Linked DNA regions of Homo sapiens: region 1 is linked to region 2. Evidence: chromatin loops called from intact Hi-C (ENCODE). Cell type or tissue: lower leg skin. All regions are shown on one strand.

The links. A loop is a pair of places that touch in the nucleus more often than their neighbours do. Peaks named below come from ENCODE experiments on the same cell type or tissue, not always from the same donor. Only the 100,000 strongest peaks of a DNase experiment are listed, where the experiment ranks them.
Region 1: a loop joins it to region 2, with 2.6 times the contacts of the local background. A loop is called at or near these places in 60 of 110 quality-filtered maps.

Annotation. Positions count from the first base shown.
Region 1 is chr2:156,317,811-156,322,810 of GRCh38, reverse strand. No RefSeq gene overlaps it. Among named protein-coding and RNA genes, the nearest start is that of NR4A2, 12 kb to the left of the region's middle. In lower leg skin, no CTCF peak of the experiment used is centred here; a DNase peak (open chromatin) is centred at 2,883; H3K4me3 peaks cover 254 bases.
Region 2 is chr2:156,592,441-156,597,440 of GRCh38, reverse strand. No RefSeq gene overlaps it. Among named protein-coding and RNA genes, the nearest start is that of LINC01958, 72 kb to the left of the region's middle. In lower leg skin, no CTCF peak of the experiment used is centred here; no DNase peak of the experiment used is centred here.

The DNA.
Region 1 (5,000 bases), 270 kb after region 2:
GAAGAGCGTCGCATGCATTGCCCCTGCATCTTTCCAGATGCAGCTGAGGACTTTTCTTGTCCTAATGTTTCTAGGAGTAAAGTGAGGAAAAACAGCAGACACGCTGCATTGCCAAAAGCCAGACGTTGCATTACCTTCTTCAGAAAGAGATTAAACTTTGTAATGAGGGCTTCATACCGCCCTCGTATTCCCGCGTCCTCTTAAGCATTTCAGTTATTGTGTATCGTTCCAGCAATGGAAAATATATGATCATTGTTCCGAAGACATGACCATACAGTTCTCAGCTCTGAGGGAAGGTCTAATTTTAAGTCTTTGCTATCTAGCCCCATTTTGAGTTTATGGAAAGATGGCCTTAATTCAAAGCTCGAGTGAGCAGTGAGCAGCGCTGTCGCCTGCTCCTTCCTGAGGTCTGCCTTCTGCGGTCCAGGCGACCGCCACAATTTCTTTCGGTGCCCTGCTGGCCTTCCGCTGTGGATGGGTGGATGTGTGTGTGTGTGTGTGTGTGAGAGAGAGAGAGAGTATTTGGGGTACTGATTCTCACAAGAGAGATATGTAAGGCCCAGGGAGCCGATGGCGCCCTGCAGTGACAGCGGCACCCAACGACCTTGTGTATTTCTTTCTGGCACTGGACTCCATTCCTAGATAGTTTAGGTGGCTCCTCCCCTAAAAAACACCGGTCATAAGTCTTACGGGCCACTGGTTCTCCGCATGCAAGGAGCACAACAAGGAGATATAGATATTCTTGCAAACTTAAGAATGTCATTTGAAGGTTCAATTTCACTTTGTTTGGAGAATCTCTTGGCTTTCTCGGTGTCAGTGCGTCACCGAGAATATCAAATTATCTAATTGTATTTTAAACCTAGGCGTCGGCATTGCAGAAATGTTTCCAAGATACAAACAGATCTGTGAGGGAAAAGTTTAATTTCATTGCAATATTTTGATCACAGAGTTTTCCAGTACAGGATACAATTCCATCTCGCCAGGTCCTATACAGGGGAGTGACACCAGAGCACTTCTAGGCATCGCGCGTGTTGCGCGTCTTCGAGCCACCAGTTCCCCGCCTCGCGTCGCACGCTCGTCCGTTTCCTTTTGTATCCGCCGCGCGGCAGCGCCGAGGTGCCGAGAGTAAAGGCTGGGGGGCTCCCTGCCTGGGCCTCGCCTCTCTCTGTGGAAGACGCGCTTGTCTCAAGCCCCGATGCTCTCAAATCCAGGTCAAAAATGGAGACCGTTTCCCTCAAGGTGGAAGGGGAAAGGAGAGTATCTATTCTTGGAGATTTTAAAACTTTTTCTCAGTATTATTTTCACTATTGAATAGAGGTCTGGAAGTGAGTTTCTCATATATTCTTCTCCAAAGGAGGTTGTAAGGTCCCCTCTCCATTTGTCCCCGCTGTCAGAATAGGAATGCTTGCATAGTGGCCGCACCCCGGAATTTCTCAGGATTCCAAGCTTCCCAGGCAACTATGGGCTGGGACTGACTCAATTTTGGAGTCTCATGGAGGAGGAAGAGGGTTTGGGGTCTCAGCCGACGCCCAGTTAACCCTTCTTCCCCATAGGGCTCAGCCACAACTTAAAAAAAAAAGCGCACCCAATTCCAAGTCTTCGGGAAAGGTTCTGCTTAGATCGGTGCATCCGACAGAACTCGAACCCGAGCAATCACGTTTCGCACCCCTGCATTTATTGTGTTCAGTCGATACTGGCTGACTGCTCGTAAAGCAAGATATGAATTCCAAACAGGTCATCACTTTTTAGTAATTCGTTTTTAATAATAAAATGAACATATGGAAATCCCCATTTTACTTTTAAATTTTGCTAGAAACCAAAATATTGCACATAACTATTTAGGATGGCAAGACTGTGATTTAAAGTCATTTTCCTTTAGTATGTTCCCCGAGACCATTAGGAGCGACAGCTGGGGCCGCAAGAAAGATCTTTCCTCCGACTTTGACTTTGCCTTTCCTTAGGAAAAGTCCAGCTTCCGTCGGAGGGCGCCTGGTGGGGCGGTCCTGACGCGGGAAAGCAGGGCCCCACCCCACGCTGGGGGCGCTCGAAGAGAGCGGCAATTTTGTTCCCTAGCCGCGAAGTGCGCTCTGGGCCCTGCAGACAGTGGCGGGAGAATTCCAGAAAGCAGGGTTCTTGCCGCGTACTCCCCACCCCCACCCCCACGCCTTCTTATTAGTCACCCCCCAACCCCTCCTCCCAGCATAGTCTTATTTCGAGGCTTCGGAATTACTGGAGAGGACTTGTGTCCGCGATCCGCCCTGCGGCGAAAATGGAGACACAAGCCCTCCTGCTCTGCCCACTGCGTTTTGGAGACGTAGTTTGACTTTGCGGCTTGCAGTCGTAGACTTTGCGGAGAGAGCCTTGGAGCAATTAGGACGCATTCACTTGGGTGAACTTTGTTTCCTCGGTGTCCCTCCCTTTCCTCCCCAGCTGCTCCCTGCGTCTTCCTCAGCTGTTCTACACCCCCCCGCCCCCCACCCTCAGGGCGAAGGCTGCAACAGGCTGCCGTCGCCTCTAGGTCGCGTCTGTTGCGCTAGGGCACGAGCACAGGAGGCGGAGCGCGTCTCCTGCTTCTCCCTGCACCCAACGATTTCCGGTCAGTCTCTGGTCTCTTGGAACGCTGAGCTGGACTGGGGCGACCTCCCACGCGACACTGGGGAAAACTCTTTTTCTAGTGGTGAGGGCGCACAAAAGGGCGGGGCAGAGGCGCGTCCGCACCTCGTGGAGGTCTAGGAGAGGGGCCCAGACGCCCATGCCACAACCATGCTCCACACGTGTGCTCACGACCCAAAGCTCTGAAGATAGATTGTGCGTTCCCGCCCTGCTTTCAGGTCTCCTCGCAACGCATGTAATGAGCCCTAGGCCTGCGAGCGCTGGAGCGAGCGTCTAGTCAAGTGGCCAGATCAGGGCTGCGCCTGTAGGGGCCTTGGGGCCGCCTGTACGCTTATCTTCCCGCGGCTGGGAGCGCTCCTTCTTCTCTACAAGATGCTGACTGCGGGCCGCTCGCTGCCCTCTTCTCGGCTTAGCTGAACCCTGTCGCGCCGAGTTTAACTAGACACAGCGCCGAGCCGGCACCTGGATCCTAGCAGAGCTCAACTTCAACGCTTTTCTCCTCATTTCTTCTTCCCACACTTAATCTTTCTCACTCCCATTTTTTCTTATTTCTATCTCAACCTGTGTTTAGATAAACTAGGATTTCCAGGACATGTGTCACCCGTTCTAGCAGATACAATGCCCAAGTTTCTGCTAGAGACGTCCCTGGTACAGTAGAGGGCGGCTGCTGCGAGTGTGAGAAGTCTTTCATCGGGTACTAGAGGGACTTCCAGAGGGATTGAGTCTACCACAATTTCTTGGCTCTGGAAGCTTGGACAAGAGGATTGTTTTGACAGACTCAAATTAAATTGGGATTTCGAGAAGGGTAAGGACAGAGAGAGGACTCCTCATCAATAAGCTGCAAATAGGCCAGTGTTTTTCAAACTGAGGGTCCTGACCCATTAGTGGTTTTCAAAGATATTATATTGGGTTGCCATCAGAATTTTCTTCTAAAGAAATGAAAGAATAATAGAATAGAAATTATGAGGGCTTTGCAGGATAGCAAAAATATAAGACGTCTAAGCATTGTTTGCTGCAATTTTTCTTGGGTGACACTATGAAATATATTTATGGGGGGGTCTCAGTTAAAAAGGTTGATAGTGTCACTACTGAGGACCAATTGTACATGAAGTGAGAGAAAGGGCTGCCTTTATTGAGAGATACTGATAAGGGAATCTCAGCACTGTGGTTTTCTTTTCTTTTCTTTTTCTTTCTTTCTTTTCTTTTCTTTTCTTTTTTTTTTTTTTTTGAGATTGAGATGGAGTCCTCGCTCTGTCGCCCAGGCTGGAGTGCAGTGGTGTGTTCTCAGCTCACTGCAGCCTCTGTCTCCCTGACAGGTGCGGGCACCCCACCCAGCTTTTTTTTTTTTCTTTTTTGTGTGTTTCTAGTAGAGATGGGGTTTCACAGTGTTGGCCAGGCTGGTCTCAAACCCCTGACCTCAGGTGATCCACCTGCCTTGGCCTCCCAAAGTGCTGGGATTACAGGTGTGAGCCACCATGCCTGGCCTACTACTGTGGTTTTCTGGCCAGTCCTCTTTCTTCACTCTGGTTTGTTCGTTTTTGGTCACCACTCCAATGGACTTCTGTATCTCTTTATCCTCTGGCCTGTTATCTGCTTGAAGCCAGGTGGGTGTCATAAGGAAGGGCCAGGGGGACAAGCACATAAGCACATGTAGCCACCCCCTTTTCATCTTCCTCAGCAACCTGGTACCTGGGAAGAGAGTGAACAGCAAAAAAGGCATAGAGGAAAGCTAGAGAAAAGGGATGGTAGTGAATGTCCCATTGTCCATGTCACAGGCCTTCTCATTTATATGCTATTGCCAAACAAGAAGGAGGAAGCAAAAGCTTTTGGGGGAAATGGGTAGAGATAGGGATGGATAAAGATAATGAACCATACTGTGAATGATCAGGTGAGCAGGGACTGATAAGTTGGAAGAGGAGGAGGCAATTTAGAGGATTTATTTAATCAGAGTCCTAGAGTTGAAGGCAGAGATGAGAAGGAGAGGACTAAAATGGCCAGGGTGCCAACAATAATGTGAATGAGTTTAAAGTAAGAAGAGATCTATGGAAGTGAATAAAAAGGGCACATGGAGGATGCTGGGTGCTGGGCAGGCAGGTAGGTATAAGGTGAAAGTTGGATATAGAGGCCATAGCAAGACTATGTTAGGAGAGTGTGGCTCTAAGTATGGGAAGCTCTGGGCTAATGAGGACCACACAGATGTTTCAAGGTGTCATAAAGGAGTCAAAAGGAACAAAATCATTGGCATGGAAACTTGCATTTCCTATAATTCCATTCTAGTCAGAGAGCTTGTTTCCTAAGAGGTGCTGCAATCTTTAGGCAGGGGTGATGTGGACTCCTTCAAAGATTTGGGTCATTGTGAAGGGCAGAAGCAGGTGGCAGACGGAGGA
Region 2 (5,000 bases):
CTTTCTATGCTACAGATGAGGAAACCAGGGATTTTTCTACTAGATGACAAAACAGAGTTATCAAAGAACAATCAGATAACTCCAATTTTAACTTTTCAGCATCCTCATAATTTTATGGAGAGTGAAGCTGCTGGAGTGGAGGGCACAAGAGAGAGATACAAGATAAGAAACAGAAATCAGACTTCCTAGCCCCAAGTTTTTCCATTTAATACTTTCATGTTCATAAATTTAATGGAAGTAAGACTCCACTATCTTGTCAGTTTTGACCCTATTTCTCTATCTCTGAGCAATTGCTTTAGATATCCATCTGACCTTAATTCATCTGAAAGCTCACATGTAGAATCTATAACAGTCGAACTGATAGAAACAGAGTAGAATGGTGGTTTCCATGGGCTGGTGGGTAGGGAGAACATGGAGATGTTGGTCAAAGGGTATAGAGTTGCAGTTAGACAGAAGGAATAAATGATAAGTATTTAAGGTGATGGATAGTTAATTAGCTTGAGTCAATCATCCCACACTGTATAACATCACAGTGTACCCCATAATTATATAGGATTATAATTTGCCAAAAATTTAAAATAAAAAGTAGAAATAAATTGGCAAAATAATGAACATTTCAGTAAGGAAAAAAAATCAAGGCAGGAGGTTGAGGGATGAGAGGCAGAGGCAGCAACGAACTGTTTCCCCGAAGTCCTGACTGAAACAGATGACTATTTGTATTTGTACTTAATTCACTTTAAGTGATCACATTTTTATTTGGGTGACCAGAGAGAATCAGAACAATTTCAACATGCCTTTCTGAAGCTTCATCTAAAGTGTTTTTCACTTCTCTGTTCTTTGCTTCTTTTGTTAGTTGTCAGTAAATGTAGATGTAAAGAATGTTTATTCCATTTCCACATAACCAGACTTTGAATTCAGGCATTTCTGGGATGATTTTAATCTACAATGACTCCTTAATTCACTCATATATTTACAGGTGTAATATATATTACATTTAATTCACCATATATTTACAGTTTACAGGTATTACATCCGTTGTCAAAGTATCACCCAGATATTATTTAAAGCTTTAATTTGTTTCAATTCCAAGAAGTTTCTCTAGGATCTTTAAAATACTTGTCTCTAAATGCAGTATCTCTATCTTTAAATAATCATGTAAAATGTAAAGTGTTTGGAAGAGGACTGGAAATATCTGGCTTTGATGGACTTTTTTTTTTTTTAAACTTGTGGCACTATGGAAAGAAAATTGCTCTGTACTAGCATAGCTCATTCCTACCTAAGATTAGCCAGATAAAGGGAATAATTTTCTGAAGAGAAATGGGTACTAATGGAAGAAAATAAAAGCAGGGGAGAAATAACTGATGAAGAAGGAAGAAAATATGTACCTGAGTAATTGAAGGCAAAAACACAATGAGAAAGGTTGTAGTAGTGAATCTCTATCTCAAATTTCTAGAAAGAGCTATCAAAATTCAGACAAACACCTTGGAACTCATGCCTCTGAAGCTCAACACTGAACAATTTCAGATAGTTATGGAGTGTGTCATGGAGTCACCCATGAGACTACCTGGCTGGCTTCATGCCACACCGTGTTTTGTGGGATAAGATTTTGAGTCTCACAGGCACTGAGAATGGACTGGGGATGAAGATGTGAAGGAGATCACAAAGCCGAATCCGACAGAAAGAGGTCTCCCTTTTGAGAATGTTGAGGTACACTTAATTTAGAATTATATGCTTTTCAAATTTTAAATGCTAAAGGATCACCAATTTAAAGAAAATGGCAGAGTTAGTTCCTCACAGGGCAACTTTCTAAATATTGTCTTCAGAATGAAAATAATATAGTCGATCCTATAGTATTTACTCATTGTTTTAAGCACTGTTTCCTCAAATCCATTTTTACAACACAAAATTGATATTTGTTTAGCTCACAGACATTTGACAAGCATATCTGTAGTTTGCTTACTCTCATGTACTAACATGGAGTTTTACACTTTTTAAAAATTGTTATTATTGATTCATTTTACCCATTTAAATTCTTACAGTATTTTTTTCCTTCTATTATGCCTGTATGTGTTATGTGCTGATTTGACAACATAATTCACTGACTTCCAAGGCTGCTTCATTTTTCTGCACTTAATTATCCAACCCAACTAAAATTAACTTTTCAAAATAGCATTCTTTCACATGCCAGTTATAAAACTGACTACAAAGAAAGTTCTATACATTTCGGTGGATAATACTTCGAGCCAAACTGTCTAAACTGATGGAGACTCTTTACCATTATATTTAAACATCTTAGATTTTTCTCCAGTTTGTCTTCTTTACATAACTTCTTTTTCCTTAGTAAAGTCTACTAGTTTTATTCCTATGTCACCATCTTTACCCTCATTTTCCAGGAAATGGGACAAAGCAACTTCTGTTGAAACACAAAACCCCTTACTTGTCACAAGTGTCAATCAAAACATTGCTTTGTTGATCTCTGCTTGGTTTTGGTTTCCTTTACATTCTAAGGAACTTCTTTCTTAAGAAATTTTTATTTTAAAACTTTATTAATTGATATATATATAAAGAAATCACCAATTAGACTCATCCTTTCAACATTGGCTTATTCATTCATCTGTTGCATATTACCAGGGCTAATGGGCAATATTCACACATTTGGCAAAAGTTACCATCCCAGGAACCTGGCTTCCTCTGGATATTATAAGGTATTCAACACTAATGACAATGCTTCTGGGTTCTGTACTCGGGGAGGCACAGCTGCCAATCTGTGTAGTACTAAACTTTGGGGTGGGACCAGGGACCTATCAAATGGACAGGACCAATCTTTAAGTATACAGCACACAGCAGCATTTCTCAGTACTTCAAACTTGGGGGTAGGAGACTGGTGCAGCATTATAATGGATATCCTAATTTAATTAAAGAATAATTATAGAGCTACAGATCAGAACATATGTAAGATTTCAGAAAAAGATGACATTTCATTCTATCTTTAAACATTTAAAAATTATGTGAAGCCCCTAGAGGATTTTTGATTTGATAAAGAAAAAAACTTATGTAAAATCACATGCAATTTGCCCTTCAAATGATTTTAATATTTATCATAGAAACAATACATGCATTAGTATATGGATTTTTAAAAGGTATAGGTAATTTCCTATGCATCTTCAAGTTTACTTAATGGAAGCCTGGATGTCCGTGTAAAGTCACGTTGGATCTGATGACATATTTTTAATGGCATTACTTACTTGTCCTAACAACTGAAAGACTTTTTTTTTGGTGGGGGGCGGTGGTGGGCGGTGGAAATCTCTCTGGTGCTCAACTAGAAACATCCTGGGGGTGGTAGGAGTTTTCATTTTCAAAGCTATCGCAAGCCAAAAAGACTTACTGAATGCCACTACGTGTCAAACCTGTTTAGATTCAAAATATTAACTCCCCCCAAGTTATTGAGTTTTATATTGACAAGATGTTCCACTTAGTTGCCTATCTTGAAGAAGAAAATAAGAGGCTTGCATTGATTTGAGAACTATCTCTCTGGTTAGGTGCTTTTGTGATTTTATAAAGATTGAACTTCCCAGGGTTAGTTAAAGAATAATATGGCCCTGATAAATCACTGATATGCAGAAAAGGACCAAATCTCTGCATTTCTGAACCACCAAGGGGTAAAGAAAACAGGACAAGCCTTGTCTTACCCACATGCCAAAAATCAGGTTACTCAAACTATGTAGTGATAATGACCGCTGAATATAGCATAAGTAAATATTTGTTATGGGGCCTACATGGTATGAATGAAAAGGACTTATTCACTTTACTTTGGACCCTTCCTTGGGTTTGAACAGAAAGTCCGACTGATGAAATCTCAACACTTGGTCCTAGACCAGCAGACTGCTCAAGGAAGAAAGCACTAGCTCTTGTAAGGTCAGACCGGGTTTGGGCCAATCAGTTGCAGAGAGGTTGTTCTTCGAAGCACTGCTGGCATTTGGGAGTTGCTGTGACAGGCTACAGGAAGAGATTTCATTCTTCTTTAACTTGGTGGCCAGCCTGCAAGCTACTGTGTGAGTCCTTTCCCCCTAATCCATACTGTTCAGTTGCCACGAAAGCTTGTAAACAGGAGCCTCCATCAGTTACCTCAGAGTGGTCTGAACAAACTAACATCATAACAAGAGTGTTTATGGAAAAATGCTTAAGCACTGAAGCAGAAAGGGCTTAGCACTGATCAGACCTCTCTTCCACCTTTATTCTTCACTGTTCACATTGAAATGCAAATATCAGCGCAGGGTTTCCACTGGCGTGCCACTCACAAATTGAAAAGCAGTTTTTATCTATGCAAATGTAAGCATGGTAATTGAAGTTAATCAATCAATGCTAGCTTTCACTAAAACCTTGAACATGATTGAATAAAGTAATTATCATTCAGCGAAAATGATGAAGTTGTAGACAGCATGAACCTTATTAAAGGAGGATTTTGAGTCACAATGGCTTAATTTAGCTAACAGCCCAGCCTTAGCTCAAGCAACATACTACTCTTGCTGCCTAGAATTGTTTTACGATTAAAAAACAACAACAACAATAATAATGGGGGTGGGGGAAGACGAAGGTAAGGATAAAGTAGGGGCTTTATTATTTTTATAGTGCTTACATTAATAAAAAGTACTTGTCATGCTAGAAAAGAGAAGCCATAATTAACATCTTTTAAAAAGCTCTGAACAGATCAGTGAACAAAGATTGCTATGACATTTTTGATATGCCCAACAGCAATAACAGCCTCTTAATGCTATTATTATATTTCTAACATAAATGGGTGAAATAAAGTGAGCATCTCAGAAGTTTTAGTAAAAGAAACACAAAATTAGAAAAATATTTTCATGTGCAAAAGGAACCTATTGAGATTTTGCAAATCGAATGCTAATCTCTTAAAAGCATGACGTCGAATATAATGTGTATTGTTTTTATTGGTTTACAGGAGTTTCAATAATAAAACATATGCTATGTTTTGCACAGCC